Linked DNA regions of Mus musculus: all the other regions are linked to region 3. The links are chromatin loops, found by intact Hi-C in ENCODE. Cell type or tissue: left cerebral cortex. All regions are shown on one strand. Region 1 has its middle 80 kb from the start of Gm40061. Region 2 holds the start of Rap2b (RAP2B, member of RAS oncogene family). Region 3 has its middle 170 kb from the start of Arhgef26. Region 4 has its middle 95 kb from the start of Rap2b.

Region 1 (8,000 bases), 700 kb after region 3:
TATTAGTTATAACAAGAATGTCTAAGCCAATATCCACATGATTATTTTTATCCAAAACTTGGTGTGGTGATTCTTGTGTATAATCCTACCACTTGTGAGGTTGAGGTGGGAGACTCAGGAATTCAAGGTCATAGAGGCCAGTCTGGGTTATATGAGATGCTGTCTCAAAAACAAAATAAAACAAAACAAACAAAAACAGGCCTATCTATTCACATGTTATTACTGGAAGAGATTACATGCATTATTATTGGAAGAATGGGACAAATTCACACTTTTTACTATGGTCAACACGTTTACAATCTTCCAGCCCCAGTAAATAGTAAACAAATGTAAAAACACTCCTTTTAAAGATGTTAACAGTACTCACTTTATAATTTTGATATGGATCAATAAATTCATTATACAATTAGGTACTTTTGGTACTTATTTGGTACTACTACTATTAAAAATATTATTTTTACAAAAATAAATTGGACCTTTTACAAACCTTATTATGAAAAGTATTCTGTCCTACCCATTCTCCTCCTCCATGAAGAGCAGTGTGAGGCTATCAATGGATGCCTTAAACTTCTTTAGGCTGTAGTAACAGCAAAAAACCTCCTCGCCTCAAGTCACCTGCTTACCAAAGTAGCCCACAAGTTAACTTCCAGACAAACAAAACCATTCAAGTAACCATTTTAAAATAAAAATTAGTACACTTATTATTTTTACATTCATATATATACTCAAAAATGATATTATTTATCTCTGAGTTTTTATTGAGATAAATAATTTAGGCTAAGATTATCATATGTAACATCCTTCCAAATAAATAGCAAGTGTCTGTGAAATAATTCAGTCCTGTCACTCTGTGAGTATTCCAATATTCTGGTGGAAATGAATCCTTGATACTCTGCTTTCCTGCTTCTATTCTTATACACTTGGAGCTTGAGTAGACGTAAAGCATTTACTTTAGCAGAAATTGTCAAGGTTCCTGTTGACAATGCAGAACTGCCCCCACTCCCAGTCTCCTCTGCTATCTTTTTGTTGGCAGCAGCAAACGCCAAGGCCACCAGCTTCCTTTGTACTTGTGTTCTCTAGCCTTCTACACCTTATCTCATTCTCAGTTGTTCCCTTTGAACTCAGTAGTATGAAACTGTTGCTTTATTTCTAAAGCTATCATGGAATAAGAAAACTGAGAGAGAGAAGACACAAAAGGAATGGATATTGCTGTTAAAGAATAAATAACAAGGTCTAGTAAAAAGTGAAGCACAAATATTAACTGTGGCCAATTCTTTTAGAAACTGATCAAATATATATCACTTTCAAAAAAAATTGTAAGGGAGTGTTATAAATTACTGCACTTATTTTCTGTATAAATACCTAAACTTGAAAGAATTCTAGTTTTAATAAAGTTAGATTTTTCTCACTTCCCTCTCAAAAATCACCCAAAACTCACAGAGAATAAAATATCAAATTCAAATTTCATGTTGATAAGTCAAGAAAATAAGAAAATTCCCAGTTGGTCTGAACAGAAAAGCACCAGAATCATGAAGGTCAGACAGGCAACCAATCCCCTAAAACATGGAATGGTTCCTGCAGCCCACGTTCTCAGAAAGATGATGGGGAATCACGGTCTTCCTCTTGTGGTGTTTTTTCTAAGTGACTTCAAAACAGACAACTACTGTCATGACATGAGAAAAAGGGCCTAGAGACCTTGTGGTGGGGACTTCACCATCATGTGGACAAGGTGGGCAGAAAGGGAATGGTAAGGGAACCTCTACTATCTCAGTATACTGAGAGGGTTATGACTCTGAATCCAGAGCTCTCACATGTTTCCAGGAGTGTTCCATCAGTAAGGTAGTGACAGCAGGGACCTTCTGCCTTCCTGGGAAACTACAAAGATACCCTCAATTCTAAACACTGTTGAAGAAAGTGCCTTCACAGGCTGCTGGGGCAATGTGACCCAAGCATGCTATTCTGAGTCAGAAGCTTCACAAGTGAAAGGGGAATTAATTGTAAAATGTGACTGTGCATGTTCTCGGGAAGCCTGGTTTCCCCACTTATAAAATGTTGAAAGACAAACTTCAACCAAGTAGGAGATGTCTGCAAACACCAGAGCTTACCTACAAGTGATATATAATGTTTATCTTTACTGGTAAGAACTTAGACCCCAAAAAAGTGGTGATAACAGTTAATGAAGAGAATCTAGATAGTTGTTGGGTTTTTGTTTGTTTTTGTTTTGTTTATTTTTTAAAGTGATAGTTGAAACCAAAAAACAAAAGATTGAAACTAATGGTGAAATGTGTTGATTCCCTCACATGTAAATAACATTTAAAATAATATCATGTATAGCTAATATCAGTTCAAATTAAAGGTCTATTATTAAGATGAAAAAGACATGTACATCTTTAGTAAAGTGACCAAGAAGGATACCAGTAATATTTATATTCAATTTACATTCAGAATGTACTGATTGTCAACAGTCTTCCATAATGGCTATAGAGTATGACATACAATCTTTACTGCATTCCACACACATCATTACAATTTCTGTTCAAGTATTCCAGTTGTTTAATCTCTGGAAATTATTCAACCATAGTTTATGTGATTATTAACATTATATATTTTAAAGCATACTTATACCGAAAATGTCACCCAGAGGAACTGCTTGTTATATTTCTTTTCAATTTTTTTTCTGATATTTTCCTCACAATTCTACTAAATCTATACCATACTCTAAAACATACCCAAGAATAAGGCATTTATCTGTCTGTACTGAGTATGTTAAACCTGACAGATGATGTAGTTTCTGGTCCACCCCAGAGGCTGCAGTCATCCTTCTTCCTCAAAATGGAATCAACAGCTACTGGTAAGATGGAGTCTCTTGGGGCACAGCCTGAAAAGCTATTTTTACAATATGGAGTAATTTAGAGTAGACTGTAGCCTCATATGAACAGATAGATAGTTTTAAAATTCATTTGATAAGATTTTTTTTTCCTCAGAAGTACTTTCCATCTTTTGAAACTTTTCCCCAATTAAATCATGAGTATTTTCTTCTACTTTCTTAGTTTAATGTTGTCAAACTAGCCAGGCAAGATAGCAAATATTTGTATTCCCAGCACTTGGGAGGCAGAGGGAAGCAGCTCACTGTGAGCTTGAGGCTAGCATGGCCTACATAGCAAGTTGTAGGCCAGCAAGAGTTACATAGAGTCTGCCTGAAAAAAAACAAAACCAAAATGCTATAGATATTTTTTTTGGATTTGTTTATTTTCTGTGTATGAGTGCTTTGCATGTATGTATGTATGTATGTTTGTATGTATCTATGCATTAAATACCCTGGAACTGGAGTTATGGAAAATTAAGAGCTGTCATTGGGTACTGAGACCTGAACATGGTTCACTGTAAGAGTAGCAATTGATCTTATCTCCTAAACCATCTTAGGTCTTATTTTAAATCTAAAATAAATTGAGTTATATTATCCCTAGTATTTTATTATGATAATGAGATTTGGAGTTTAATCTACACAAAACATTATCAAATTAGTTTAGAAAAAAAAATTACTTAGACTTCAACAAAATTTGATATATCCAAGCCAAAACAAAACAAAAGGCCTGGTAAGGAACAGTAAAAGCTGTATTTTAAGGTTAATCTCAGTTTTGTTTATGTTGTTTTTCTAGTAAAATCAATAGTACATTCCATGATCACATAAATAAGTTCTAGAAAGTAGAGAAGTAGTTGAACTATTTTTCACACTTTTGAAGATGAGAGACAGTCTTATTATTTTGTGAAAAATCTGGGAAGTCTTAAAGCTCACCTCCTAGTTGGTTGGAGAATCTTGGTGATAGAAACTTTTGAACCTAGAGTTATTACCAGGGTTATCTGCTTCAGCCACTTGCCTTTTCAAGTGTTATAATGTTGACACAGATAAAAGTTTGAGTCATATGTCTGACCAGGCCAAAAAAGTACTGTATGAGAAAAACTCTCCTTTCTTCCAGTCAAAACAGCCAAGTCAGTCACTGCAGACATCAAAGCAATGAAGATGAACACCTACACCTTTCTTGTTATATAACGAATTAGCAAAGTCCTAGGTTGATTATAATGGTTAAATTTGTTGGGGGACTTGGGCTGATTCCATTTTTCTGTTTTAATGATGTACTCCTTCAGTAAGGAGGACAAAACTGCAGCTATCTTGACAGTTCTACCACACTCAATCTCATGAGACTTTTCTGGGATATGTGGGAACTCTGGTAAGCTTAGCAGCAAAATGCTTTTAAAAAATGAAAATAGATTCTTTTCTCATAAGATATATCCTGATTATAGTTTCCCACCCCTGCCTTCATTCCAGATCTACTCCCTTTCTGTCTCTTGTTAAAAAAAGGATTCTAAGAGATAAAAACCAAACTGAAAATATAACAACCAAAATGAAATATAATAAGATGAAGCAGAAACTTTCATGTCAAAAGTGGCCACAACAATCCAACAGGAGGAAAAGAATCCCAAGAGCATTCAAAAGAGCCAGAGGCCCACTCATTCTCATAGACATGTGTCCAATAAAAATACTAAGCTAAATCTATAATATATCCACAAAGGACCTGGTACATCCATGTAGAGCCAGTGCTTGCTACTTCAGACTCTCTGTTCTCATATGTCTGCTTTGTTGATTCAAAGGGCCTTGTTCTTCTGGTATCCTCCATCCCCTCTGACTCCCAATTTTTCTACCTCCTTTTCTTCAGGACTTCCTGGGATCTGAGATTTGATGGAGATTGCATAATGTCTGCCTGTGGATCACTGTATTTGTTCCTATCTACTGCTAGAGATCATATAGTCATCTCTCTGATGATGACCAGATAAAACACTGGTCTATGAGTATAGCAGAAAACCATTAGGAGTCCTTTAATTGTTTGGCTTTACCCTAGGTCTCTGGGCTATCTAGTCTCTGGCTCTTGGTCACCTAAGCAATCTTGGATATGGGTTCCTTCTTCTGGAGTAGGCCTCAAGTCAAATCAGACTTTGGGTGGTGATTGCCACAAGTTCTGTACCACTGTTGCCCTAGCATATTATGCAGAAAGGATAGGTTGTAGGTCAAAGGTTTTGTGGCTAGGTTACTGTCCAAGTTTCTCTCTCAGTAGCCTGCAGAGTATCTTTTTACACCAAAGAGACTAGAACATAGGGGTGAAGGTGCCATGCAGGCATCAACTCAATTTTTCCATGCTCACTGAGTTGTGTGGATGTTGTCCTCAGCAATGGGTCCCCACTGTCAATTTACAAAGAGCAACCCTTTGTCTTGGCATCATCCTGGGCTGTTTGGGAATTTTCATGGCCCATGTTCCCCCTTGGCCAACAATTCAATTGAATGCCACTCAGTCCTCCAACTGAAAGCCTTACCTAGCTATAAGAGATGGACAGTTGAGACTTCATATTTCCCATTACAGAGAGTCCTCATTAGGATCACCTTTATAGACTCCAGGAACTTTCTACTGCACTGGGTTTTCACATAATCACTCAATTTCCCCTAATTCTAAACACCCACCCCCGTACTCTCTCCATCCACCCTATCTTGACCTGGTCCCTCCTACTCCTGTCCCTACCTGCCCTCATCCACCTGCAAAATCGATTTTAACTCCTCTCCCCAGAAAGATCTGTGCATCCCCCAGATCCATTCTTTACCTAACCCCTATAGGTAAAGCATTGTAGCTTGCTTATTAATTTATTGATTAATATCCACTTTTAAGTGAATAGATACCATATTTGTCCATCTGAGTCTATGTTACCTCACTCTGGATTTTTTTTTTTTTATCCATTTGTCTTCACATTTCATGATGTCATTTTTAACTGCTAGTACTACATTGTATAGATGTACCACATTTTCTTTATCCATTTTTCTGGTGAGGGACATCTAGGTTTTTTCCAATTTCTGGCTATTATGAATAAAGATACAATGAACGTTGTCGAGCAAGTGTTCTTGTGGTAAGATGGACTCCCCTTTAGGTATATGCCCAAGATTAGTATATCTTGGTCTTGAAATAGATCGATTCCCAACTTTCTGAGAAATCATACGGATTTCCAAAGTGGTTGTACAAGTTTGCACTCCCACCAGTGATGGAGGATGCTTCACATCCTGGCCAGCATGAGCTGCAATTTGTGGTTTGGGTCTTAGTCATTCTAACAGGGGTAAGACGGAATCTCCCAGACACAGAAAGACAAACAGGATCAATGCCTTGTTCAGATGTCATCAGAGCAGCTTCCTTGGGCAGCGGAATGGGATTGAATGAGAGAGCCACAGACAGGCATTTTACAAAGGGAGATTCCCGGACATTTTGTGTCGGGATTTTTTTTAGCTTTAACATTTTCTTTGATTGGCGTATCCAGTTCTTCTAGTGTACCTTCAGTGTCTAACATTCTCTCTTCCATTGCTTGTATTCTGTTGGTGAAGCTTACTTCTGTAGTTCCTGTTCAAATTCTGAATTCATTTCCAGAATTCCCTCAGTTTGAATTTTCTTTATGGCTTCCATTTCTACTTTCAGGTCTTAAGCTATTTTATTTGTTTCCTTCAACCATTTGTTTTTCTTTTTTTCCCTTGCATTTCTTTAAGGGATTTATTTTTTCCCACAATTGTTTGTATTTTCTTGGACATCTTTGAGTGATTTAGTAATTTCTTCCAATTGTTTGTATTTTCTCAGGTTTCTCTAATGGGTTTATCCATTTTCTCTTTAAGGACCCCTCTCATTTTCATATAGTTGGTTTTATGATCTTTTTCTTGTACTTAAGCTATGTTGGGATAATCAGGCCCTGCTGTAGTAATATCATTAACCTACCTCCTAGAAGATAGGTCTGCTCTAGTAGAGCCATATTGCCTAGGGTTTTTATTGATTATGTTCTTATGTTTGTGTCTAGACATCTGGTTTTGGGATGATGATAGGTCTAGGTGCTGATTTCTGGCTCTGTGTTTGTTGGGTGGGTGTTTTGTTCCATCTTTTTTGGTTTCTTCTCTGTAATTTTGAAGAGAGTGATGGCTGTGTGTTGCCTGTTTTCCTGGTCTGCTCATATGGTGTATTCATAGGGAATGCTTGCTAGTATTGAATGCTGGGATACAGTGATGAGTTCGGGAGGGAGGTTCCAAGGGATGTCTGTGGAATAGACAGCAGACATGGACAGGGGAGAGAGGAGCATCTGGCTGGTGATCTGTTGTAGCAGTAGGAACTAGACTAAGGCATTGTTTCTAGGAAATCAGAGAGAGAAGAGGACTGTGGACAGCCTACCTGGTTTTCTAGAAGAGCACAAAATACTTATATTTTTTAATTTCAAAAATCACAACACGGAAACGGAAAGTAGTTAGTTGAGAGGCTAGGTCAATGGCATAGTCTATTATTAGAATGCATGCGTTCTGTTCCTGCATGAAAGAACAAAGATTGAACAGAGAGACAAGGGAAGGAACTGTAATATTTAATAATTTGCCTATGCTCTTGAATAATCATGCTTTCAAGATTGATACTTTTAGTAGTCATAGGGTAATAACTAACATTTTAGAAAAACCTGGTCAATGTACATGTATAAAGCATAACATTCATAATAAAGGCATATGAATAGATTTCAAATTGACAACCAGGAAAAAAACAGAATATGCTTTCAAAATCTTTTATAGTAAAATTCTTATAATATGAGATACAGGAGATTTGCACAAAATAACCCTGTTCATGAATAAGATCCAGGGCTTTCAAGCACGTCAGTGAATAAAAGAAACATCTTTACTCTTCATCTTTGTAATTTTTCTGTGTTCTTCACATAAATCTACATGTGATTATAATGGAGTCAAACTACATATTTACAAAAAGGTAGATGAAAACTAGTGTAATATAAATAAGGGCTATAGACTCTAGGCACTCTGGTTTTATTTTGATATTGTGGTTTAGCTTTAGCTACAGTGTTACAGTAGAGAACACCAAGTCCCTGGTTGAAGGATTTCTTTGTTTTAACACTGCATATGAATTACTTTGCATGGATAAACAACCACCTGAAAG
Region 2 (8,000 bases), 810 kb after region 3:
TTCAAGACTTATGGACTTAACATTGAAAAAAAAAGCTAAAATTAATGAAGCAATTCACGGAATAACAGGTCCTATTCATCCTGGCTCTTTCAGGAAGATGCTTAAAGTAGTTTTGGGGAAAGCAGAACAGCAGATTCTGGGACATGGTGGGAATTCACAGGTTGGCACCGGCTGGAACAGCTGAGTTTGAAGGCACTCTGCAGACACAGGGGTGCTGGGCGCCCTGAATCACATTTACGAAGTCTTTGTATTGTATTTTTAAAAGCTAGTCAGCAAAATCTGTCACTGCCAACCACAAAAAAAAAAAAAAAAAAAAAAAAAAGCTATACTTACACTCATACACACACACACACACAATAGCACACACAAAAAATGTGCAGATTTGTAACATTTTTCACAGCTGATTAAAAAAAAATACTACCATTCTCCCCCCAGACTCCCCTTTGATACAGTAGGTAATCAAAATAGATTTTTTTTCCCCACAAATATCAGCAGACACTTCCTGGCACCCCACACTGTATTGGCATCAGTGTTAAACAGTCCCAGTTCACATGTGCAATACTTCAGATTGGATACACTGTAACAAGAACCCAACTTTGCATAGACATCCTCAGAATCGTAATCAGTCCCTGGGTTGCCCTTCCAAGCTGGCAGAAAAGGAACCCCTGGTCTTAATTTCTAAATAATCCTGGAAAACAAGGAAAAAAAGTTTCGTCCCCTCTTCTGGCTCCTTCATATGATTTTCTTGGACCTCTTTCCTTGTGTTAAAACTTGGAACTATGAACAGTTGCTCAGGGGAACCCTCCCCCACTGCCTCCTTCCCCTTCACTTCCTCTGCTTCGCCACCCCCATTTTTTTTTTTTCAGGTTTGAAACTTTTGCTTGCCGGTGTCAAGCAGCCAATACAGAGCCTTAATGGCTATTTAAACGGGGAAATATGCATGAACCAAAATCAACGAGGAACGTACACGCTGTATAGAGCCATTTTTCCACCGGGGTCTCAGATGCTCTGCAACGTACACCCTCTCAGACCCTGGCTGAAGGCTGGGGATGCTGGCTACACAAGTCAGCCAGGTTCCTCGGACATCCCAGCCAAGACAACAAAGTCGTCTCCAATCTCAAAGCAAGAAGACAATCACATTAAGAGAATCGGGTGCGTTTGGCTTTGTGCACAGAGCGTGGCCAGCGCCCGGCGGCAGACGGCGCCTCACAGGATCACGCAGGCCGAGCAGCAGCCCTCGTCGCCGTTGGGCTGTGCCGCGTAGTTCATCTGCCTCACGATCTCTGCGAATAGCTCATCCACTGAGGCTTTGTTTTTGGCCGATGTCTCCATGAAGGGGCAGCTCCACTCCTCGGCCAGGGCCTTACCCTCGCCATAGGAGACCTCACGTTCACCCTCCAAGTCCACCTTGTTGCCTACCAGGATCATGGGTACGCGCTCGTACCGCTTCACGCGGATGATCTGGTCCCGCATGGGCTTGATGTCCTGGAAGCTCTGCTGGTTGACCAGGCTGTAGACGAGAATGAAGCCCTGGCCATTCTTGATGTACAGGTCCCGCATTGAGGCGAACTGCTCCGTGCCCGCGGTGTCCAAGATCTCCAGCACCGACGGCGACGAGTCCACCTCGATCTCCTTGCGGTAAAAGTCCTCGATGGTCGGGTCGTACTTCTCGATGAAGGAACCTGTTACGAACTGCACGGTGAGCGCGGACTTGCCCACGCCGCCCGAGCCCAGTACCACCACTTTGTACTCTCTCATGGCTCCGTCGGCGCCCTCGTCGCGCCTGCCGCGGCCCCGTCGGGGCTGCGCGCCGGGGAAGGCTGGGCTGGGCGGACGGGTGGACTTCTCCCCTTCCTCAACTTCGCAGGAAAAACCCCGGCGAGACTAGCCCGGTAGCACGGGCTCGCCAACAGACTAGCAGAGCCCCGCGCCAGGCCGACCGGCAGCGGGGGCGCGTCCCTAGGGCGCGGGTCCCGGGCCCCGCAGCAGCCCTGTCGGAGGACCCTGAGGACAATGCGCGCAGCCGGAGCAAGACAACGGCTGGAGCTCTTCGCCCCGGCAGCCTGGGAGGGCCGGGAGGAGGTGGCGGCTGGTTGCAGAGGCGGCTGCTAATTGGGCGTCCGGCTGAGACACGCGTGGCATGAGTCCCCGCGGAACGTGCGTCCAGCTCCGCGACCCATCACTCTCTCTCCTCTGTCTCCCGCAGCCTCCGCTGGGCGAGGGCTTCCTACTCGCCGCGCGCAGCCCAGCCCTCCCCGCCCAGCCGAGCATGCCCAGTACGTCGCCCGCGGTGCCCCGCCCGAACTCCGCTCCAGCTTTTCCGCCGCATCGGGAGGGGGCGTGACAGAGGGTGTGGCAAACAGGGGCTGGGCGGGGCAGGGCGGGGCGGCGCGAATCTTGGAACTGGGCAGTCTTGCTTGTGTGTGCTTGTAAGTGGAAAGCTCGCCAAACCGAAGTCACCTCGGTCGGGGCTGTGCGGCTGCCGGCCTCCTATGGGGACAGCAGGCAGCAGCTGGCTGCGACCTCTTCGTCGGCTTGCGCTGTTAAAGGATAGACACTTGTCCCCGAACTCAGGCTGCTGCGCGCCTCTCAGGATCGTACACTTGCAGGGCATTTTTCAGGCCCCGGAAGGTAGCAGAGGTTCGTGCTCCCACTTGGCCCGGTGTTCCTCAGTTTCCCACGAAGAACTCGACCTGAGTCCCTGTCCGGACAAGGAGTTAGGGCTGGGAATCTGTGGAGAGCTGCAGCCTTCAGGGCAAGAGTTGCGGGGTCATCCTACGTCTCCCCCCTCCCCAACACCCCTTTGGTTAGAGCCAAAATATGGCTTGTGGATCGAGCCCCGTGGCTCCCGCACCGAGTCAGGGCATGCTCAGTCGGAGGAGCAGGTTTGGGGCTTGCAAGTAGGAAGGTTTCGCACCGCACACCCACACGCCAGCTCAAATTACCTCTCCCAGACTCCCAACTCATTGGCCCCAGGATGTGAGTCTCACACCCCCAAATGTTTTTCCATTGGCTGTTGCTGAGGTTTTGTCGCTTTAGACAGCTTCATTGGCTGCAAAGTCGCCTCCGCTCAGGATTGGTTATTTATAGAGATTGAGTGGAGAGGCGGAGGCCCAGCTGTTCCTTCTCCACTGCTCCCCGCCCCCTTCCACCCACTGCCCGGGCCTGTGCATCTGAAGCTGAGAGGGGAAAAGAAGGAATTTAGGTGGAGTGCTCCAAACTAAATATAGTCCTTTGTTGGTGTTCAGGAGGGAGTCTGACTTCTTTAAGCCCAGTCACGACCGTCCCTTAAAGAGAGCAACTAGAGCTCATTGCTGCTCCCCGTCTTTAAGAAACCCTGAAGTTCCTAACTTGATCTTAGCAGGAAGAAGGCTGGGATGAGCAATGAGCCACCGCAAGTTCGTGGCATCAGGGGAGGTGGGGCTGCCCGGGCTTGCCTCTTCCCAAAGCTCTGTTTGGTGGGGAGGGCAGTCTCAAGACTTGGCTCCGCTCAGTTGCACGGCGATGTGAGGTGACGCCTGGACTTGTCCCGAGTCTCTCTAGATCCTTGCTAGGAGAGATGTCGAGACCTGTCTGTGTACTGCACTGGCAGCGGGAGCCCGGGGGCACAGAGGGGTGGGGATCGGCTTTGTGTCGAGTCAACCAGGGTTAAGTAGCCAGGCTTGCTATCCCCCTGCCACTAGCCTCTGCTTTAAACGTCCTCACGGAAGGAAGAACCGAGCAGTGTTGCTTTTGGTTCCAAGTCACAGCGGTACTTAGGGCTCCATTTGGGAGTGAACCTGCTCCAGATTCTTGGCTGCGGCCCCGAGTGTCCACAGCCGCAAGTACCTGCCAGCAGAGCCAGGCAGAACCTCAGTATAATCCTGTGCCTTACTAAGGTGAAGTGCTTTCTCTCTGCCTTGGCTCTGCCTTTTAGTGGAGGAAGGGTTTTCATGGTCGACTACTGACTGCTTCGATATAATTATGCTTATATAATTCTTCAGAGAATTATCTCTGAAGCAAAACTTTAATATAGCCGGCTAGAACCCTGCCAACATTCTGCCAGTGTTTAATGCCTGCCAAGTGTTTTGCATGCACTATCTCAATTACCCCTTATAATAATAATTACTTATATGCCCATTTTAAAGATGAAGAAACTGAGGCTCCCAGGTGTTCAATAGCTTGCCTAAGAGTGGCAGAGCCAGGATTACAACCTAGGTGTTTGATTGTATAGCACTCAAAGGGCTAGTGTGCTTTCCCACAAAATTATCCCCAGCTTTTCTTCTCATGTAGAATTTCGTAATATAATCAGAGATGGACCCTCTGCTATGACCGTGCTTTGCACTCTTCTTGTGGAGATGACATCTCTCTGGAAGGCGCTTCCTCATCTACATTATGGCTCCAAGGGATGGAGACTCTGAAATATTTTTCTGTGTGGTGCCAAGCCCACCTCCAGGATCTTTTGGGGGACTCCCAACTCACCCATCTCCAGTTAATAATTCTTTGTTGGGCTGTGTGCTTTATTGAGGTGCTGTGGGCTCACAAAGGTGTGTTTCTTAGTAACATGAAAGAAAATGCTTCCAGCTTATATGTGTAGTCTGTCATTTCAAACTTTGGACCTCGCTCAGTGACGGCTTGGGTCATTGAACGAGTCCAGGGAGCTTCCTAACCTTAGTTTGTCTATCTATAAAATAGTGATTATGAAATTGGCCCTGCCCGCAGGACAGTACTAGGTACCTTGAACAGCAGTGCCCTCTCTTTACAGCAGAAAGGTGAGCAGAGTCAGAGCCTTGGTGTTCTGGCTGCTCTCTGCAGCAGTTTGGTGCATTCCAGGGAGATAATAATGACCAGACAGTGGATAGATAGTAACACCCATTAAAGCCATTGTGCACGAGGTATTTATCAACTACTACCCTGCCTGAGCAACGGGACAGCCCCATCTAGAAGAGATATCCATGTAGACAAGTAGACCATACTACCGAAGCTTGATGGCTTTTTCTTTCTTTTTTATTTTTTTAAGATGTATTTATTATTATATGTAAGTACACTGTAACTGTCTTCAGACACCAGAAGAAGGCTTCTTCAACAACAGAAAAAAAAAAAAAGTTGCCATTTGAAAACATTCTATTTGGCATTTTTTTAGTAGCAGTTTTTAAACTATATCCCAATTATTTCCCTCAAATAAGATATACACAGGGAATTATGATTTAATATGAAGCCACGGCCCAAAAATTTTAGGAGGGGTGCCAGAGACTGAACCATTGTTTACTGTGATAATTAAGTGGCATACCATTGAACTATGTACTCAGCAATGTATGTGTATGTATGTGTTGAGAGTAGCTAGGCTAACAGGCCTGGATTGCTTAACTTAGCTTAAAGCATACATATTTTAAAGTTAATCACTTCCTTATATCATAGTTTTGTTTGTTTTGATTTTTTAATGAGTCATTATCTGCCCCATGGTATAAGGATTTATAGAACTAAGTCTGATTACCCTAACCACCATGTAAAACGTTAGAAGGCATTACCACACCTGGTTTATCTTAGAGCCTCCAATGGTTCATGATATTTATTATGATAAGAGACCCTCAATAAATATCCATCAGTACATAGGTAAATTGTTGCTCTTATGAGCTCTATCTGTGGTAGAAGGTTTTGATAATCCTTGATAAGCCATAGCAACTCCTTGGTCCAAAGAATATATATATATAGTTATATATCCTAATGGCCAAGTCTCTGAGTCCTGAAAATGCTGGAGAAATGACAACCAAGAAACCACACTGTCTTGAGTGACTACATAGAAATAATGCTGCCCTCAAGAGAGGCATTCAAGCTTCAGAGGGCAAATGCCCTCTGTGAAGAAGACACTGTCTTCTGATAATGTGAAAAGGAAAACAGCCTAAAGGAATTCACATAAGGGCAGCCTAGCTTTAAACAGATGCCCATACTTGATCTCCCCATTCACAGGACAGTTGCTAGGTCCCTTGCGAGATGTAGCTCTGGGCCTGCAAGGAAAGCAGGGATGCTACAAGGTGATGCTAAAGCTCTCAAGCAGAAAACTGCTCAGTTACACAGCCCATCTGTACAAAGGAGCTGATTTAACTGTGTCTGTAGATCTCCCAGAGCTAACTGCAGGTACACAAATCATTCTAAACTCTCCTCATTTAGAAAATCCCCAGAGTAAGTTGGTAGTGATGACGAAATTTTAAAGTAGAAGACTAATGAATTTGCAGAGTTCTCAAATGGTCCATCTCAAAGTCATTGAACTTCTGATCCTAGGACCACCTCGCTGCTTGAGGGTTTTAGCAAAGATACTTTGATAATAACCAACCGGAAGCTTCTCTGAAAATATTTTCTAATTTAAGCAGTCATTGATTCATAGGGTTGGTGGTACGCTTTGGATGGTCAACATATTTCGCATTACTTCATAGACCGATTTGAGCAGCCATTGAAAGAACAAGCATTGGCCAGTCTTGATGAGCTCTTGAAATCTTTGTTATCTTAAACCATCAGGAATAGCTTAGAATTATGACCAAGGTGAAAAGAGTCCTGCTCTGTCTTATTTCTGCAGTGACTACGCCTGTCTGGGTTTACTTGTACGTTGATCTTGTATTATTATTATTATTATTATTATTATTATTTCAATTATTCTTAAAAATAATGTGCATGAAATAATTTTAAATTAAATATCCTCTGTACAAAATGTACACACACAATATTAGGAAAATAATTTCAATGATTATCTCATTTGTCTCTTTTTATCAATCTGGTATTGCACATTATGCTCAGCAAATAAATTAATATACCTGTTAATATTGGGAATAAAATCTATTCATCTTAATAAAGAAGTTGTCCTGGACTGAGATGTCCTGAGGCTGGATGAGTATCATGATTCAGTAGATTTGGACCCATCCTGTTATATGCCCGTTTTGAATGGCTTGGCATATGTTAATTCTTTCAGTCAGTTTTAGAAAACAAGGTCAAAGTCCCTTCTCTCTCTCTTTTCTTTAAAGATTTAAAGATTTATTTTATTTATATGAATACACTGTAGCTGTCCAGAAGATTGTGAGCCTTCATGTGGCTGTGGGGGAATTGGGACCTCTGCTCACTCTGGTCATCCCTGGTCCCTTAGGCCCAAAAATGTATTTATTATTATTCATAAGTACACTGTAGTTGTCTTCAGACACACCAGAAGAGGACATCAGATCTCATTACGGGTGGTTGTGAACCACCATGTGGTTGCTGGGATTTGAACTCAGGACCTTCAGAAGAGCAGTCGGTGCTCTTAACCGCTGAGCCATCTCTCCAGCCCTGAAGTCCCTTCTCTTCACTTGATCTTAGCCAAAAGGCCGAGAAGCGATTGAAGTCCCTTCTCTTAAAGGTAAATTATCTGACCTTTTGTTTTGGGTCATCTGCCAGAGTCCCTTATCTATGGGGAAGACCCGTGCTCCTCTTGCTATTGGGTCTCAGATCTGCCAGAGACTTCATCTATGGGAAAGACCTGTGCTCCTCCTGCAGCACAACTTTATTTGGTGAAGGTACAAAGGAAGCTCGTGGAAGGAAGCATTTAGAGAGATTTAGTTGATCTAGGTTTTCTTGGTTTGAAAGAGCCACCTCAAACCCCCGTCTGTTTAAGATTCCTCTCCTCAGAATGTTCTGTTCCAGAGAACCAAATATAGAAATAGGAGAAATTGCTTAGCTCCATTACAAAGAATTTGTCTCTCTTTCTTTTCCCTCACAAACCACTGGATGAAAGGAGCCCCCATTTCTCCCTGCAGGGATGCCTGCACACCACTTCCCGACACAGTTGAAGCCTATCAGCCCTCTGCAGTGGTGACTCCTCCAACTCCTTCAGCCTGTGGTTCAGAGGGAGACAATGAGGGCCTGTGCAAAGGAACGGAAGTTGCACTTGTAAATCATCACCAGCAGTGGGGTCTGCTTTATAGAATCTGCCTAATGGGGACTCTGTTTTACTGGGAATTACATAATCGAGCAGAAAGTAGTATAAAAAAAGATTTGCG
Region 3 (8,000 bases):
ATCCCTGTTCCTTGTTGGTTACAGCATTGGACAAGCTAACTAGAGCAGTCAGTGCTAGAGGCTTTGCCCTGGTGGTATTGATGTGGAAGATCTGTCAGCCTGACCAGTTTAGCTACCACCCCAGTTCTTGATCCAGGGTGTTGAGTTGGTTCATCCAAACCTAAAAACCTACATTTATGAACTGCTGAAGATCCAAAGCTCCACAATCTCCATGACACAGGGAAACACCAGGATATTTGAAGGGAGTCCCAGCGAGGATCTGTATTGAAAGTGTAGCAGAGGCCAGAGGCCTCAAACCACACCAATGACTCTCTGCAAAGAATATTTGCAAGTAAATTTGAGTGGACAAAAAGGTTTACTGTGGAACATAGTGTGACACACCACAGCTTCCATTTTTATGTTTTATTTATTTTTTATATTTTATTTTTGTTTTTATTTTCTTTTGTGGGGCAGTTGCAAGGGCAGAGGGTGGATAGGAAGCGGCATGGAGATGAGTGGGATTTGGGTGTATGATGAGAAACTCACAAATCGTCAATAAGAGTTAATAAAAAAGTAACTTTTGTAGCAACCCAACATGGGTTTAGAATTCATGGATCTTGTCTTTGCGCATGGGCCAGTGGCTTGTATCCTAGCTGCCCCCACCTATATATAGCACTGTCTGAAGTCTCCAGAATAGCAGAGTTTGGGGAAATAGTTCAGTATCTAGAGTCTTGCCTAGCATGCAGGGAGCTGAAGGCTGGCTCCTCAGCACCGAGACACTGGGCCTGGGAGCACACATCTTCAATACAAGGGTGCAGAGTGAGGGTGGAAAGATCAGAAGCTCTGGGCTGAGTTGGTCTAACACACACACAAGAATCTTAAAGAAAAACAAGAACAACAAGAAAACTGAAAAACTCAATTTATGCTTTGGGAAAAATTAACTCAAATGATTACTAATTTAAATCTTGCAGGGGATATCTCAAAATTCAAATAGAATATAAACAAATGTTTTCTACTACTAGGTTTTCCGTTTTTGTTTTTTGTTTTTTATTTTTTTTATTGGTTTTTTGAGACATGGTTTCTCTGTGTAGCCCTGGCTGTCCTGGAACTCACTCTGTAGACCAGGCTGGCCTCGAACTCAGACATTCGCCTGCCTCTGCCTCCTGAGTTCTGGGATTAAAGGCATGCGCCACCATGCCTGGCAGTTTTTCCAGTTTCTTATTAATCAACATGTTTTATTTTAGATTTAAATTTTAAATTGTCAAACTTCAATGGGCTTTAATCCTATTCTAAAACTAAAAAGTATTTTTATTCTTTTTAAAGAACTTAATTTCTTTGTGAAAATGTAAATGTAACTGAGATTAATGATTGTAAACAAATGCAAAATTTTCCTTTAAAACAGAAACCAGTAATAGGCAGATTAGCTCTGGAAACATATTCAAGTAGTTTATGGCCTAGAGGAATATTTTATGTAAATTATCTCAATTGCCTTTGGGTAAGAAGTAAAATTGGGCAATTTAAAGTTTCCCACAGGATGGTTTTGGAAAATCTTTCATAATGTAATTTATAGACTCCAGTAAGTGTGGAGATGGTTGATAAAATAAAGTGAGCTGATGTTGTGCTTACAACTCATGCAAGCTTCCTCTCAGTGAGGGTTTGGGGATTCCAAACTTCTGGGGTGTAAAATTGTTTAAATAACGATGTAAAGCTACGTTGTGCATTATTCTTGCCAAAACCAACGTATGGAACATTCAAACTGCATCGTGCATCTGGTCCATCACCTCTTAAAGTGACAGGTAGCCTTTTCAACTTCAGCCACAGAATCTGATTAGAGACATACATATATGGAAAGAAAACAAAACTGGCTGTGTATGATTGACAGGAATATTGCTGGGACAGTGGAACAAAATAACTAGAACAGACAGCGTTTAAAAATTAACTTATTAGTTTATGTGTGGGAGAGAGAGAGGAGAGAGACAGAGAGAGAGAGAGAGAGAGAGAGAGAGAGAGAGAATTTATCTGGGAGGGGGATGTAGAGGACATAGGTGGTCAGTGGTCAGTTCCTTCATTCTGCCTTTTGACACAAGGTCTCTCTTGTTTCTGCTGCTCTGCCTTGTACTATAGCTGGTCTGAAAGCTGTGAGTTTCTGGTGGATTCTTTTCTTCCTACCTCCCACCTTCTCATAGGTGTGCTGGAATTACAGTTGCATATGTGTGACACAGAATTGGCTTTTTCTGTGGGTTACAGGGACTGAGCGTAGGTCATAAGGCTTGTGTGAAAAGTGCTTTATACACTGAGCCATCATCCTCTGTGTCTTGAGAGAAAGGTTTTGACCCTGGCCCTGTCAACAGTGCTGGGAGACACTTGGCCTCTCTGAAGAAGATCAACTTACAGTGTTAACCTCTCTTACAGTAGTAAATGTACATAGGCTTGAAAACTGCAAGTTATAAGACTAAATCAAGTTTTGAAGTTGAGTCACATCAAACTGCCATGTTCACAGGTGCAGGTGTCAACAGAGGCCTTTGTTCTGTACATTTAAATTTTAAACTGGCCATCCAAAGTACATATTCTCCTGACCTTGATTTTCCAGTATTACCTTTGAGGCTCCTTCCAGGATGTCCCGAGTAAATTAGTGACCAAATAATGGGCTTGGCAGCTAAAGGGGTGGTTTTGCAGCATAGAGGCTCCATAGCTGATCTGGGTGGTCCTGGGGCGACAAAACCTTCTCTGTATTTGTCACCAGAGGAACTCACTGCACTGTGTCAGGCTCTATTTCCACAACCTTAAGAATTAGAGCGTCTTTTGGCACAGTCTGAGACAACAGGAATGTTCTGCTATGTCCTCAAGTAAATTGCAGAAATGACATCTCCAGGGAGGACAATTGAATTATTGCCTCCCCCTCCTCGATTTCCTTACCTTCATATACTATGACTTATGGACATTTGGAAATTATGTCTTTACTTTTCATGAATGGATAAAACTTGACATGGAAGTTTGTATAACTGAAGTAACTAACTGGTGAGATTTTTAGAGTTAAGTATACAAACACTTAAATAATAAACTAAGGGTGTTTTCTCATGTTGATCCTGGGACATGACTAAAGCCGGTGTGGATTTCTAGATTTCTGTTTGACAAGGCTATATCCTGACATAGTCTTAAAAAAATAGACTTAGACATTGCCTAAAACTAGTACACATGATTTGTCTAATTTATATGCTCAAAAATATCATATCAGAAAATAACATATCAGAAACCCAGTTGATCTGATGAGAGGAGCTTTTTTGTATTTGGTTACTTGTTCCCACAAGCTTTCTAGTGCTTGAACTGACCACACTGTGGCACTCTAGTAACTTCTAACTGAGGATGCTTCAACCTGCTGGAGATACTATGTAAGTCGGACACTTCTAGTGCGTTCTTTCTGACAACGTCTTTACCCAAGAGTTCCCGTGTGTAGCTGTGGAGATTCAGGGAACAGTTGTGCATGATCCACAGACACCATCTCTGTGGAATAAATGCAAATGGTTACTAAGCACTTGGATATTTGAGAAATGTATGGAACAAAGCTGGTTCAGGGATTCTGCTTAAGTGTCTGCCAGGAAATCTGTTTCCAATACAGGAAGAGATCCTACTCTAGGAATTTTGATGGGTGACATTTCCTGAAGTGGGATGTGGGCTCAAAGTAATAGTGTTTTTATGACCTACAGCTTGAAGATCACCAACTCCAGGGAGAACTGTAAGAATCTGGGAGAGTCAATCCACTGGCCCAGCACAGCAGGGAATGAAGGCTCTCTGTTTACTGATGTTTTAACATTTTGTTACAAAACCCAAAATAAAAACATTTATAAGCATAAAGCATACTGATTCTAATTTAGTAATGATTTAAACTTGAAATTTAGCCTTGTGACTGACTAGTAGCAGTCAACACGGCTTGTTCCTGATACTGTTTCCTTAGTTACCCATCTTCCCTCTTCTTACTCTTCTTTTCTTTTGGGGCATAAAGAAAAGAAACATTGGGGGAAAAAGAGAAACATGAAGAAAGAATTGAGACTACAATAGTCAGGATATTTGTTTTCCTATGTCATTTTTTTTCCTCCACTCATGAAACGAAAAAGAATGAATTGGCTAGTATTTGCATGGAGAATTACTGGCTGTTTCCCCAAACATTATATTTAGAGGAGAAAATACTTATGCAGGAATTGTAAACAAACAGTGATAACCCAGAAATAAAATAGACATGTAGCATTTTCATACTTGAACATAAAGAGATTGGATTAGGAAGACTGACTTGCTTGCTCACACCACTAAGGGTTCTATGACTTTAACAGTTGACTTACATACGGACCCTGCATCTACTGCAGGGTTCCTGTGAAGCTCTGATCTGCTCTGTAGGTTCTAACACATTTGGGCTGTATTTCTATAATCCAATTGTCTTAGTCAATTCTATTCCTGCACCAACATCATGATCAAGAAGCAAGTTGGGGAGGAAAGGGTTTATTCAGCTTACACTTCCATGCTGCTGTTCATCACCAAAGGAAGTCAGGACTGGAGCTCAAGCAGGTCAGGGAGCAGGAGTTGGTGCAGAGGCCATGGAGGGATGTTCTTTACTGGCTTGCCTCACCTGGCTTGCTCAGCCTGCTCTCTTATAGAACCCAAGACTACCAGCCCAGAGATGGTCCCACCCACAAGGGGCCTTTCCCCCTTGGTCACTAATTGAGAAAATGCCTTATAGTTGGATCTCATGGAGGCATTTCCTCAACTGAAGCTCCTCTGTGATAACTCCAGCTGTGTCAAGTTGATACAGAACTAGCCAGTACACCAATCTTTAAAGCTTTGCATAACACACTTGGCATTTTCACGTGTTTCACTATTGCCCACCATGGAATATTCTCATTATACCATCTTGCACCTCCAAGCCTCTTTGCTTTATTTCTGGACTCCCCACTTTAATATTACCTCTTTTTGTCATACAGACTTTGGAGTCTTGTCTCTTAACTTAATTCTGACTTGCCTCCCTATGATGTTTTATTTTGTCTGGCTGTACATGGTGCAGTTCCCTGGCATCTACTGGAGGCCCTTTAGCTTTCTTAATATCATGTTTTCCTTCACAAGCCTAATGCTCAAGCTTTCTATTTCTCTCAACAGAGTCATTCAAAGCATAGAACCACCAATGTCAGGTTAACTTGAATGAAATTCATCCACTGCTAACTAACCCTCTACTTCTGAAAGCTACTTAATGCACTCATGGCTGTCATCTACTGCAGAGCATCTACAACTAATGCCTCCTTCACGGTGATCACATGACTTATAAGAAGATGAACCCTAATGTGTATACTAATCATAGTAGCGTATACTTTAGCTGCATGACATTAGCTTCTCCCTCTACCCCCTCAAAGGTCATTGCTAGAGAAGGCATATCTAAGATACTCTAATTCTTATTGCCTAGCAATATGTTAGAAATGTTAAGCATTTTCAAGTTACCTTTATTTTAATCAGTATTTCTGGTGAACACCAAAAATAAACTTTAACCTTCTCTTCTTCCTCATCCCCTGACCCTCCTCCTTTCTTCCTTTTATTCCCTTCCTTTTTTCTTCTTCACTTTCTCTACACTTCTTTTTCTCCATCTTTTACTTTCTTTCTTGACAAAGTGGAATGTGGCATAACTTTAGAGGAACTTTTATGTATACCCTCTGTGTCTAGCATCACAGTCGTGGTGCAAGCCACTTTCTTCATCCCAGATACCTGCTCATCTGTGTATTCCTCTCATCACTCTCGTGGATGTGGTTACTATTGTTCAGATGTAGACTGTACAGGGACATGGGCTCACCTGGCAGGTCTTCTGCTTTACTTTGTTCAACACTTTGTGAGATTCTTCCACATTGTGGGTAGTGGTGGTTGTTTTGAATTGGTATCCTGTATTCCACTAAACACATACAATGCATTCGTTTTGTTCTGCTTTTCCATTACAGAAAGAAGCTATCAATATGTCCTTAGTTCCTTTGGTGCTGATATGTAACTCTGTGATATATATATATATATATATATATATATATATATATATATATATCTTCCACTTTCCTAGAATTTCTTGAAGGTACCACTGGCCTTTTGCCACAATTGCTTTCAGCTGCAATTCATATGACTCATTGTCAGCCTTTTCTGGTTGTAATGAGTTCAGGGAGCTCTTGTGACTTATAATGACCTGTCCTCAACAATGACTGGTCTGCTGGCAATTATTCCTGCCAGCCTAACCTCACCCATGAGGGCTCTGGAACCACTACAACCTTTCAGGTTTGCATCTGGCATACTTTTCTTTCTTCTTGATGCTTCTTTTGTTAGTCATTACTAGTCCCAACTGACCCAATCACTTTTTGTCCTCTAGACTATAGAATAGACATCAGCAGGGACAAGCTTTGCAGTAAACAAATCACAATTCAGAAAGGCTTGCAAGCTGTAATTATGTATGCTGTGATTCATTAGTTTATATAGAATCTTTTAAAATAGAGAAAGATTCAACCTTAATACTGACTTAAACCAGTTGTTTGTATGCATGTTGTATTATGTAAACACAAGCACATATATACATTCATGTTTATTTATATGTCTGAATAGCATTATAATATTTATTAAAAATATATGCCATGATTAGCTTCAATATTCCTCTCTTTCTGCTGGTTATTTTGATTTTTATCTCAAAAACTACTTAGATCTTCTCTGTGCACAGATACTTTTAAAAATATACCTCTATACTATATCTTTTTTTCTTTTTAAAATTTAGCTATCTCAAAATTTAAAAAAATGTTCATTATATCCATATTCCTCATTCCCTGATTCATTGAAAAAGATTTTCACCCTTTGCCTGTTCACTTAATCATCATCCCTGAAGACAACACTCTGCTCTCTCTCATTGTTGTCTTCTTAATGTCGTTACTTTCCCCAAGAGCATTTGGCCCTCTTCTTACTTGTGCATATACTTCCTTTTGCTCACCTTTCCTTACTTTTTTTTTTTTTTTGGTTGTTGTTGTTCTAATTTTTCTACTTTCTATAGTTTTAGAAGTTTCTCTATCCTTAACATTTTGTTACATCTTTTTTTCAGACCCTATATTTTCCCTCTTAAAAGTTGGTTTGGGGAGCAGGAGGAGGGGAAGTGGATAGAGAATTTTTTTGGGGGAGGGCAAACTAGGAAAGGGGATAACATTTGAAATGTAAGTAAGAAAATATCTAATAAAAAATGACTTCATTGGCTTCTGGCTCCCACCTGTGCAGGCCAGGAGCAGAACTGGATCCCACAGAGCCCACACCTCAGTTGCAGCTCAATCTCCTAGATATTCAGACACTTAGAACTTCACAGGTGAGATCTTAAATCCTGCCCTGAGGCCATGAGTACCCGGACCCCTGTGACCCAGGGAAGCAGATTCTTGCCTAGCTGGAGACTCAGAAACCTTCTGGTTCCCACCTGTGCCCACTAGGAGCAGAGACCTGGTCCCACACAGCACACACACCAGTGACAGTCCGACTCCCCAGTTACAGCTTGACTCCCCAGGATCACAGAATCACAGGAAGACAAGCTCCAGTCAGAGACAGGGAGGCCAGATAAAACCAGAGATAACCAGATGTTGTGAGGCAAGCATAAGAACATAAGCAATAGAAACCAATTCGACTTGGCAATGTCAGAACCCAGTTCTCCCACCACAGCAAGTCCTGGATACCCAAACACAACCTTGAAACAAGATTCAGATCTAAATTCTCATTTCATGAAGATGCTAGAAGACTTTAAGAAGAACATAAACAACTCTCTTAAAGAAATTCAGAACACAAATAAATAGGTAGAGGCGCTTAAAGAGGAAAAAATCCCTTAAAGAAATGCAGGACAACACAAACAGGTAAAGGAATTGAACAACACTGTCCAGAATTGAAAAATGGAGGTAGAGTCATTAAAAAAAAAATCCACTTATTAGTGAGTACATATTGTGTGAGTTCCTTTGTGATTGGGTTACCTCACTCAGGATGATACCCTCCAGGTC
Region 4 (8,000 bases), 900 kb after region 3:
CAGTGCGCAGAGAGGCAGTGCGCAGACTCATTCATTCCCCGAGAGGAACAAAGGAAAATACAACAGGCATTTCCAGTCTTTGAAGGAGCCGAGGGTGGGCGTGTCCACGCTCCGGTAGAATATGTGCAGATTAAATATGGAATTAATGCTAATTTTACCTTGGTGCAGTTAGACAGGCTTGCCGGCATGGCACTAACTCCTGCCGACTGGCAAATGATTGCAAAAGCCGCTCTCCCTAATATGGGCAAATATTTGGAATGGAGATCTCTGTGGCGAGAGGCTGCACAGGCGCAGGACCGAGCAAACGCTGCTGCTTTAACTCCAGAGCAGAGAGATTGGACTTTTGACTTGTTAACGGGTCAGAGAGCTTATTCTGCTAAACCTGATAAGAGGTATCAATGGAAGGTCTTACCACAGGGAATGTCCAATAGTCCTACAATGTGCCAGCTTTATATGCAAGAAGCTCTTTTGCCAGTGAGGGAACAATTCCCCTCTTTAATTTTGCTCCTTTACATGGATGACATCCTCCTGTGCCATAAAGACCTTACCATGCTACAAAAGGCATATCCTTTTCTACTTAAAACTTTAAGTCAGTGGGGTTTACAGATAGCCACAGAAAAGGTCCAAATTTCTGATACAGGACAATTCTTGGGCTCTGTGGTGTCCCCAGATAAGATTGTGCCCCAAAAGGTAGAGATAAGAAGAGATCACCTCCATACCTTAAATGATTTTCAAAAGCTGTTGGGAGATATTAATTGGCTCAGACCTTTTTTAAAGATTCCTTCCGCTGAGTTAAGGCCTTTGTTTAGTATTTTAGAAGGAGATCCTCATATCTCCTCCCCTAGGACTCTTACTCTAGCTGCTAACCAGGCCTTACAAAAAGTGGAAAAGGCCTTACAGAATGCACAATTACAACGTATTGAGGATTCGCAGCCTTTCAGTTTGTGTGTCTTTAAGACAGCACAATTGCCAACTGCAGTTTTGTGGCAGAATGGGCCATTGTTGTGGATCCATCCAAACGTATCCCCAGCTAAAATAATAGATTGGTATCCTGATGCAATTGCACAGCTTGCCCTTAAAGGTCTAAAAGCAGCAATCACCCACTTTGGGCAAAGTCCATATCTTTTAATTGTACCTTATACCGCTGCACAGGTTCAAACCTTGGCAGCCACATCTAATGATTGGGCAGTTTTAGTTACCTCCTTTTCAGGAAAAATAGATAACCATTATCCAAAACATCCAATCTTACAGTTTGCCCAAAATCAATCTGTTGTGTTTCCACAAATAACAGTAAGAAACCCACTTAAAAATGGGATTGTGGTATATACTGATGGATCAAAAACTGGCATAGGTGCCTATGTGGCTAATGGTAAAGTGGTATCCAAACAGTATAATGAAAATTCACCTCAAGTGGTAGAATGTTTAGTGGTCTTAGAAGTTTTAAAAACCTTTTTAAAACCCCTTAATATTGTGTCAGATTCCTATTATGTGGTTAATGCAGTAAATCTTTTAGAAGTGGCTGGAGTGATTAAGCCTTCCAGTAGAGTTGCCAATATTTTTCAGCAGATACAATTAGTTTTGTTATCTAGAAGATCTCCTGTTTATATTACTCATGTTAGAGCCCATTCAGGCCTACCTGGCCCCATGGCTCTGGGAAATGATTTGGCAGATAAGGCCACTAAAGTGGTGGCTGCTGCCCTATCATCCCCGGTAGAGGCTGCAAGAAATTTTCATAACAATTTTCATGTGACGGCTGAAACATTACGCAGTCGTTTCTCCTTGACAAGAAAAGAAGCCCGTGACATTGTTACTCAATGTCAAAGCTGCTGTGAGTTCTTGCCAGTTCCTCATGTGGGAATTAACCCACGCGGTATTCGACCTCTACAGGTCTGGCAAATGGATGTTACACATGTTTCTTCCTTTGGAAAACTTCAATATCTCCATGTGTCCATTGACACATGTTCTGGCATCATGTTTGCTTCTCCGTTAACCGGAGAAAAAGCCTCACATGTGATTCAACATTGTCTTGAGGCATGGAGTGCTTGGGGGAAACCCAGACTCCTTAAGACTGATAATGGACCAGCTTATACGTCTCAAAAATTCCAACAGTTCTGCCGTCAGATGGACGTAACCCACCTGACTGGACTTCCATACAACCCTCAAGGACAGGGTATTGTTGAGCGTGCGCATCGCACCCTCAAAGCCTATCTTATAAAACAGAAGAGGGGAACTTTTGAGGAGACTGTACCCCGAGCACCAAGAGTGTCTGTGTCTATGGCACTCTTTACACTCAATTTTTTAAATATTGATGTTCATGGCCATACTGCGGCTGAACGTCATTGTACAGAGCCAGATAGGCCCAATGAGATGGTTAAATGGAAAAATGTCCTTGATAATAAATGGTATGGCCCGGATCCTATCTTGGTAAGATCCAGGGGAGCTGTCTGTGTTTTCCCACAGAATGAAGACAACCCATTTTGGGTACCAGAAAGACTCACCCGAAAAATCCAGACTGACCAAGGAAATACTAATGTCCCTCGTCTTGGTGATGTCCAGGGCGTCAATAATAAAGAGAGAGCAGCGTTGGGGGATAATGTCGACATTTCCACTCCCAATGACGGTGATGTATAATGCTCAAGTATTCTCCTGCTTTTTTACCACTAACTAGGAACTGGGTTTGGCCTTAATTCAGACAGCCTTGGCTCTGTCTGGACAGGTCCAGATGACTGACACCATTAACACTTTGTCAGCCTCAGTGACTACAGTCATAGATAAACAGGCCTCAGCTAATGTCAAGATACAGAGAGGTCTCATGCTGGTTAATCAACTCATAGATCTTGTCCAGATACAACTAGATGTATTATGACAAATAACTCAGCTGGGATGTGAACAAAAGTTTCCGGGATTGTGTGTTATTTCCATTCAGTATGTTAAATTTACTAGGACAGCTAATTTGTCAAAAAGTCTTTTTCAGTATATGTTACAGAATTGGATGGCTGAATTTGAACAGATCCTTCGGGAATTGAGACTTCAGGTCAACTCCACGCGCTTGGACCTGTCCCTGACCAAAGGATTACCCAATTGGATCTCCTCAGCATTTTCTTTCTTTAAAAAATGGGTGGGATTAATATTATTTGGAGATACACTTTGCTGTGGATTAGTGTTGCTTCTTTGATTGGTCTGTAAGCTTAAGGCCTAAACTAGGAGAGACAAGGTGGTTATTGCCCAGGCGCTTGCAGGACTAGAACATGGAGCTCCCCCTGATATATGGTTATCTATGCTTAGGCAATAGGTCGCTGGCCACTCAGCTCTTATATCCCACGAGGCTAGTCTCATTGCACGGGATAGAGTGAGTGTGCTTCAGCAGCCCGAGAGAGTTGCAAGGCTAAGCACTGCAATGGAAAGGCTCTGCGGCATATATGAGCCTATTCTAGGGAGACATGTCATCTTTCATGAAGGTTCAGTGTCCTAGTTCCCTTCCCCCAGGCAAAACGACACGGGAGCAGGTCAGGGTTGCTCTGGGTAAAAGCCTGTGAGCCTAAGAGCTAATCCTGTACATGGCTCCTTTACCTACACACTGGGGATTTGACCTCTATCTCCACTCTCATTAATATGGGTGGCCTATTTGCTCTTATTAAAAGGATAGGGGGAGATGTTGGGAGCCGCGCCCACATTCGCCGTTACAAGATGGCGCTGACAGCTGTGTTCTAAGTGGTAAACAAATAATCTGCGCATGTGCCAAGGGTATCTTATGACTACTTGTGCTCTGCCTTCCCCGTGACGTCAACTCGGCCGATGGGCTGCAGCCAATCAGGGAGTGACACGTCCGAGGCGAAGGAGAATGCTCCTTAAGAGGGACGGGGTTTCGTTCTCTCTCTCTCTTGCTTTTTCGCTCTCTTGCTTTTCTCTCTCTCTTGCTTCTCTCTCTTGCTTTTTCGCTCTCTTGCTTCTCGCTCTCTCTTGCTTCTTGCTCTCTTGCTTCTTGCACTCTGTTCCTGAAGATGTAAGAATAAAGCTTTGCCGCAGAAGATTCTGGTCTGTGGTGTTCTTCCTGGCCGGTCGTGAGAACGCGTCTAATAACACTTCCATAGTGAGAGAAATGATGACTCATGAGAGCCAGCACAGAACTTGGTTCTCTAGATTTTCATCATCATGTTATGAGCACCTAGAGGAGATAAAAATGTGAAACTCCGAAGTAGCAAGCTGGAAGGCAGGAGTGCAGCCAGGGGGCTTTTCAGGATACACTTTGACAGCAAGTTGAGACAGATGCTAAACAGGGAAGGTAGGAATGACATTTGCCAAGTATCTCTCCAGAGGGTGGAGTGAGTCAAGTGTTTTTAAGGAGGCAGTGCTGAGCAGAGTGTCTGTCTGACTAAGAAAAGGCCAGGATGAGTAACTTTTGTTATATAACACAAAGGGACAGGAGCCTTACTGTACAGGAATGTCTGGAATGTCTTTTGTACAAAGCTATAATGGATCTGAAAGAATTAAATTTTAAGATGCATTTTAAGAGGCCAGTGTCAAAGGAAGATATATTTGCTTGGTTTTTGTTTTGTCTTGGTTTTTTTTCTTTTTCCTAATAACAAATGAAATCTACCATGGGATAGTTTTCATAGATTCTTTGGGTGCCACCTAGTGGTGCAAGGGAGGAGAGCAACTGGAAATAACTGAAAAATGAAAACAAATTCTAGTTCCTATGTAGGGAAAAATTGTGTGGTGCAAAGCTGATTTTGAGGGAAAAACCATTAATGCGCACTGGTACAAACCAGGTATTTTGGAGACGCTAGGGGGCTTTGAACTCTAACCTTTCCTTGATTGCCACTGCAGACTGTGCAAGCTTGAGATGAACCTATGACAAACAACACACACAGATGGCAGAAGGAGCATGAGCTTGCAGAGACTATCTGCGCTTTATAGATACAGCGTATCTATTTGCATTTCACAAATGCAGTCCTGGCCTCTCCCAGTAATTATAAACAGTATCAAAATCCTGTTAGATGTTCTCTGCAGAGTTTGAAATGGGTATCAAGAAATTCAAGATATTCGGACTCTATAGCTAGTATAATTCACTCTATCACACTTTTTTTAATAAAAATTGTATGCTTACAATAAAAGAGGAGAAATATCACCCTCTCTGATGAGCTATGTGTGTTATTTGTAAGTTAATTCTTGATATCTATATAGGGAAAGCCTCTGAATCCTAGAGGGTTAATAGTTGCAAAGCCCACCCAAGGTTTTCAACTTTAATGTCCATGACAAACTGGCAGGTGTTTATGCTCCCCTTTGCTGATTCATTGTGTTCTAACTGAGGGGCAAGTCCCTTAAGGTTCTTCATGTCCTGTTATCCCTTTGTCAGCATTATTGGGGTCAGAATAGTTGGCTTAGGTTGGATGTCCATTTGTTACCAATAACAGTGAGAAGAGGGATTTGAAAGCTGATTTTTGCCCTGAATACACAGGAGCCTTGGACGAAATGTTCCTTTCTCTGCTCATTAAAGTCAACTTAGGAATATGTAACTGTTGACTAGGAACACTTACAGTAAAGTCTGTGACTATGCAGTAAATGTATAGACACAGTGAATGACAAGGTGTCATTACTTATAACACTGATCCAGCCAGCCAACCAGAAACTGACCTGTCTTCAATTTATTATCATATGCATAATAAAGCCTCTCCTTTTAAAATTCTTTGAAAATATTTTCCTGTTGTTGTCAATTAACTTCAGAATAGGCCACACAACACTATTATTTTCTTTGGCATCATTTCTTAATGGGAATTTCAAAAGGTAACCATTTTCTTTATCTTTTTATTTTCATATGCTAATTAATAATTAATATTGTTTTTCTCATTGTTGTGACAAACATAACTGAGAGAAGGACTTATTTTAGCCCACAGCTTGGCGGTCATAGTCCATCAAAGCAAGAAAAATATAGGGGTGAGAATTTGAGGCATCTGATTATGTTTTACCCAAACTAAGGAAGCAGAGGAGGATGAATACTAATGTATAGATGGCTCTCTATTGTGTCCCTCTGTGTTTAGTCTAGGACATGCACATGCACGGTACCACACAATTTTAGTGTAGGAGGCATATCCCTCCTTAGTTAAACCCCTCTGGGACATTTCTGGCCCCTGCATCCCCAAATACACACATGTGATTGTACACATACACACACGAGTGCACACACACATGAGCGCGCACACACACACGCATACACATACAGAGAGAAAGACAGAGACAGAGACAGAAAGAGAGAGATGGACAGAGTCAGAGAGACAGAGAGATAGAGAAATACACACACAGTGGTAGGTCTCTCAGGTAATTCCAAATATAGAAAAATCTTTTTTTTTCTTTTCTCTTTATTAGATATTTTCTTTATTTACATTTCAAATGCTACCCTGAAAGTTCCATATACCCTCCCCCTGTCCTGCTCCCCTATCCACCCATTCCCACTTCTTTTTTTTTTTCCATTTTTTATTAGGTATTTCGCTCATTTACATTTGCAATGCTATACCAAAAGTCCCCCATAGCCACCCACCACCTCTCCCCTACACACCCACTCCCCTTTTATGGCCCTGGCATTCCCCTGTACTGGGGCATATAAAGTTTGCGTGTCCAATGGGCCTCTCTTTCCAGTGATGGCCGACTAGGCCATCTTTTGATGCATATGCAGCTAGAGTCAAGAGCTCCGGGGTACTGGTTAGTTCATAATGTTGTTCCACCTATAGGGTTGCAGATCCCTTTAGCTTCTTTGGTACTTTCTCTAGCTCCTTCATTGGGGGCCATGTGATCCATCCAATAGCCGACTGTGAGCATCCACTTCTATGTTTGCTAGGCCCAGGCATACTCTGACAAGAGACAGCTATATCAGGGTCCTTTCAGCATAATCTTGCTAGTGTATGCAATGGTGTCAGCATTTGGAAGCTGATTATGGGATGGATCCCCGGATATGCTAGTGTCTACATGGTCCATCCTTTTATCTCAGCTCCAAACTTTGTCTCTGAAACTCCTTCCAAGGGTGTTTTGTTCCCACTTCTAAGGAGGGGCATAGTGTTCACACTTCAGTCTTCATTTTTCTTGAGTTTCATGTGTTTAGGAAATTGTATCTTATATCTTGGGTATCTTAGGTTTTGGGCTAATATCCACTTATCAGTGAGTACATATTGTGTGAGTTCCTTTGTGAATGTGTTACCTCACTCAGGATGATGCCCTCCAGGTCCATCCATTTGGCTAGGAATTTCATAAATTCATTCTTTTTAATAGCTGAGTAGTACTCCATTGTGTAGATGTACCACATTTTCTGTATCCATTCCTCTGTTGAGGGGCATCTGGGTTCCTTCCAGCTTCTGGCTATTATAAATAAGGCTGCTATGAACATAGTGGAGCATGTGTCCTTCTTACCAGTTGGGGCATCTTCTGGATATATGCCCAGGAGAGGTATTGCTGGATCCTCCGGTAGTACTATATCCAGTTTTCTGAGGAACCGCCAGACTGATTTCCATAGTGGTTGTACAAGCCTGCAATCCCACCAACAATGGAGGAGTGTTCCTCTTTCTCCACATCCACGCCAGCATCTGCTGTCACCTGAATTTTTGATCTTAGCCATTCTGACTGGTGTGAGGTGGAATCTCAGGGTTGTTTTGATTTGCATTTCCCTGATGATTAAGGATGTTGAGCATTTTTTCAGGTGCTTCTCTGCCATTCGGTATTCCTCAGGTGAGAATTCTTTGTTCAGTTCTGAGCCCCATTTTTTAATGGGGTTATTTGATTTTCTGAAGTCCACCTTCTTGAGTTCTTTATATATGTTGGATATTAGTCCCCTATCTGATTTAGGATAGGTAAAGATCCTTTCCCAATCTGTTAGTGGTCTTTTTGTCTTATTGACGGTGTCTTTTGCCTTGCAGAAACTTTGGAGTTTCATTAGGTCCCATTTGTCAATTCTCGATCTTACAGAGCAAGCCATTGCTGTTCTGTTCAGGAATTTTTCCCCTGTACCCATATCT

Evidence for each region. Hi-C counts contacts between places; a loop is a spot of excess contacts. Peaks named below come from ENCODE experiments on the same cell type or tissue, not always from the same donor. Only the 100,000 strongest peaks of a DNase experiment are listed, where the experiment ranks them.
Region 1: a loop joins it to region 3, with 2.6 times the contacts of the local background. A loop is called at or near these places in 4 of 42 quality-filtered maps.
Region 2: a loop joins it to region 3, with 5 times the contacts of the local background. A loop is called at or near these places in 5 of 42 quality-filtered maps.
Region 4: it touches region 3 in a loop (4-fold over the local background); 3 of 42 quality-filtered maps call a loop at or near these places.

Annotation. Positions count from the first base shown.
Region 1 is chr3:61,468,255-61,476,254 of GRCm38, reverse strand. No RefSeq gene overlaps it. Among named protein-coding and RNA genes, the nearest start is that of Gm40061, 80 kb to the right of the region's middle. In left cerebral cortex, no CTCF peak of the experiment used is centred here; a DNase peak (open chromatin) is centred at 4,207.
Region 2 is chr3:61,358,815-61,366,814 of GRCm38, reverse strand. It overlaps Rap2b (RAP2B, member of RAS oncogene family), which reads right to left and starts at 2,308. Exons shown (of 1, transcript NM_028712.4): 1 at 1-2,308. The coding sequence starts at 1,758. The coding sequence ends at 1,207. In left cerebral cortex, no CTCF peak of the experiment used is centred here; DNase peaks (open chromatin) are centred at 2,291, 3,000, 3,750, 7,740 and 4 more places; H3K4me3 peaks cover 4,015 bases; H3K27ac peaks cover 3,807 bases.
Region 3 is chr3:62,166,188-62,174,187 of GRCm38, reverse strand. No RefSeq gene overlaps it. Among named protein-coding and RNA genes, the nearest start is that of Arhgef26, 170 kb to the left of the region's middle. In left cerebral cortex, a CTCF peak has its summit at 3,312; a DNase peak (open chromatin) is centred at 3,346.
Region 4 is chr3:61,265,477-61,273,476 of GRCm38, reverse strand. No RefSeq gene overlaps it. Among named protein-coding and RNA genes, the nearest start is that of Rap2b, 95 kb to the left of the region's middle. In left cerebral cortex, CTCF peaks have their summits at 4,430 and 4,632 (motif pointing left); DNase peaks (open chromatin) are centred at 4,288 and 4,611; H3K27ac peaks cover 815 bases.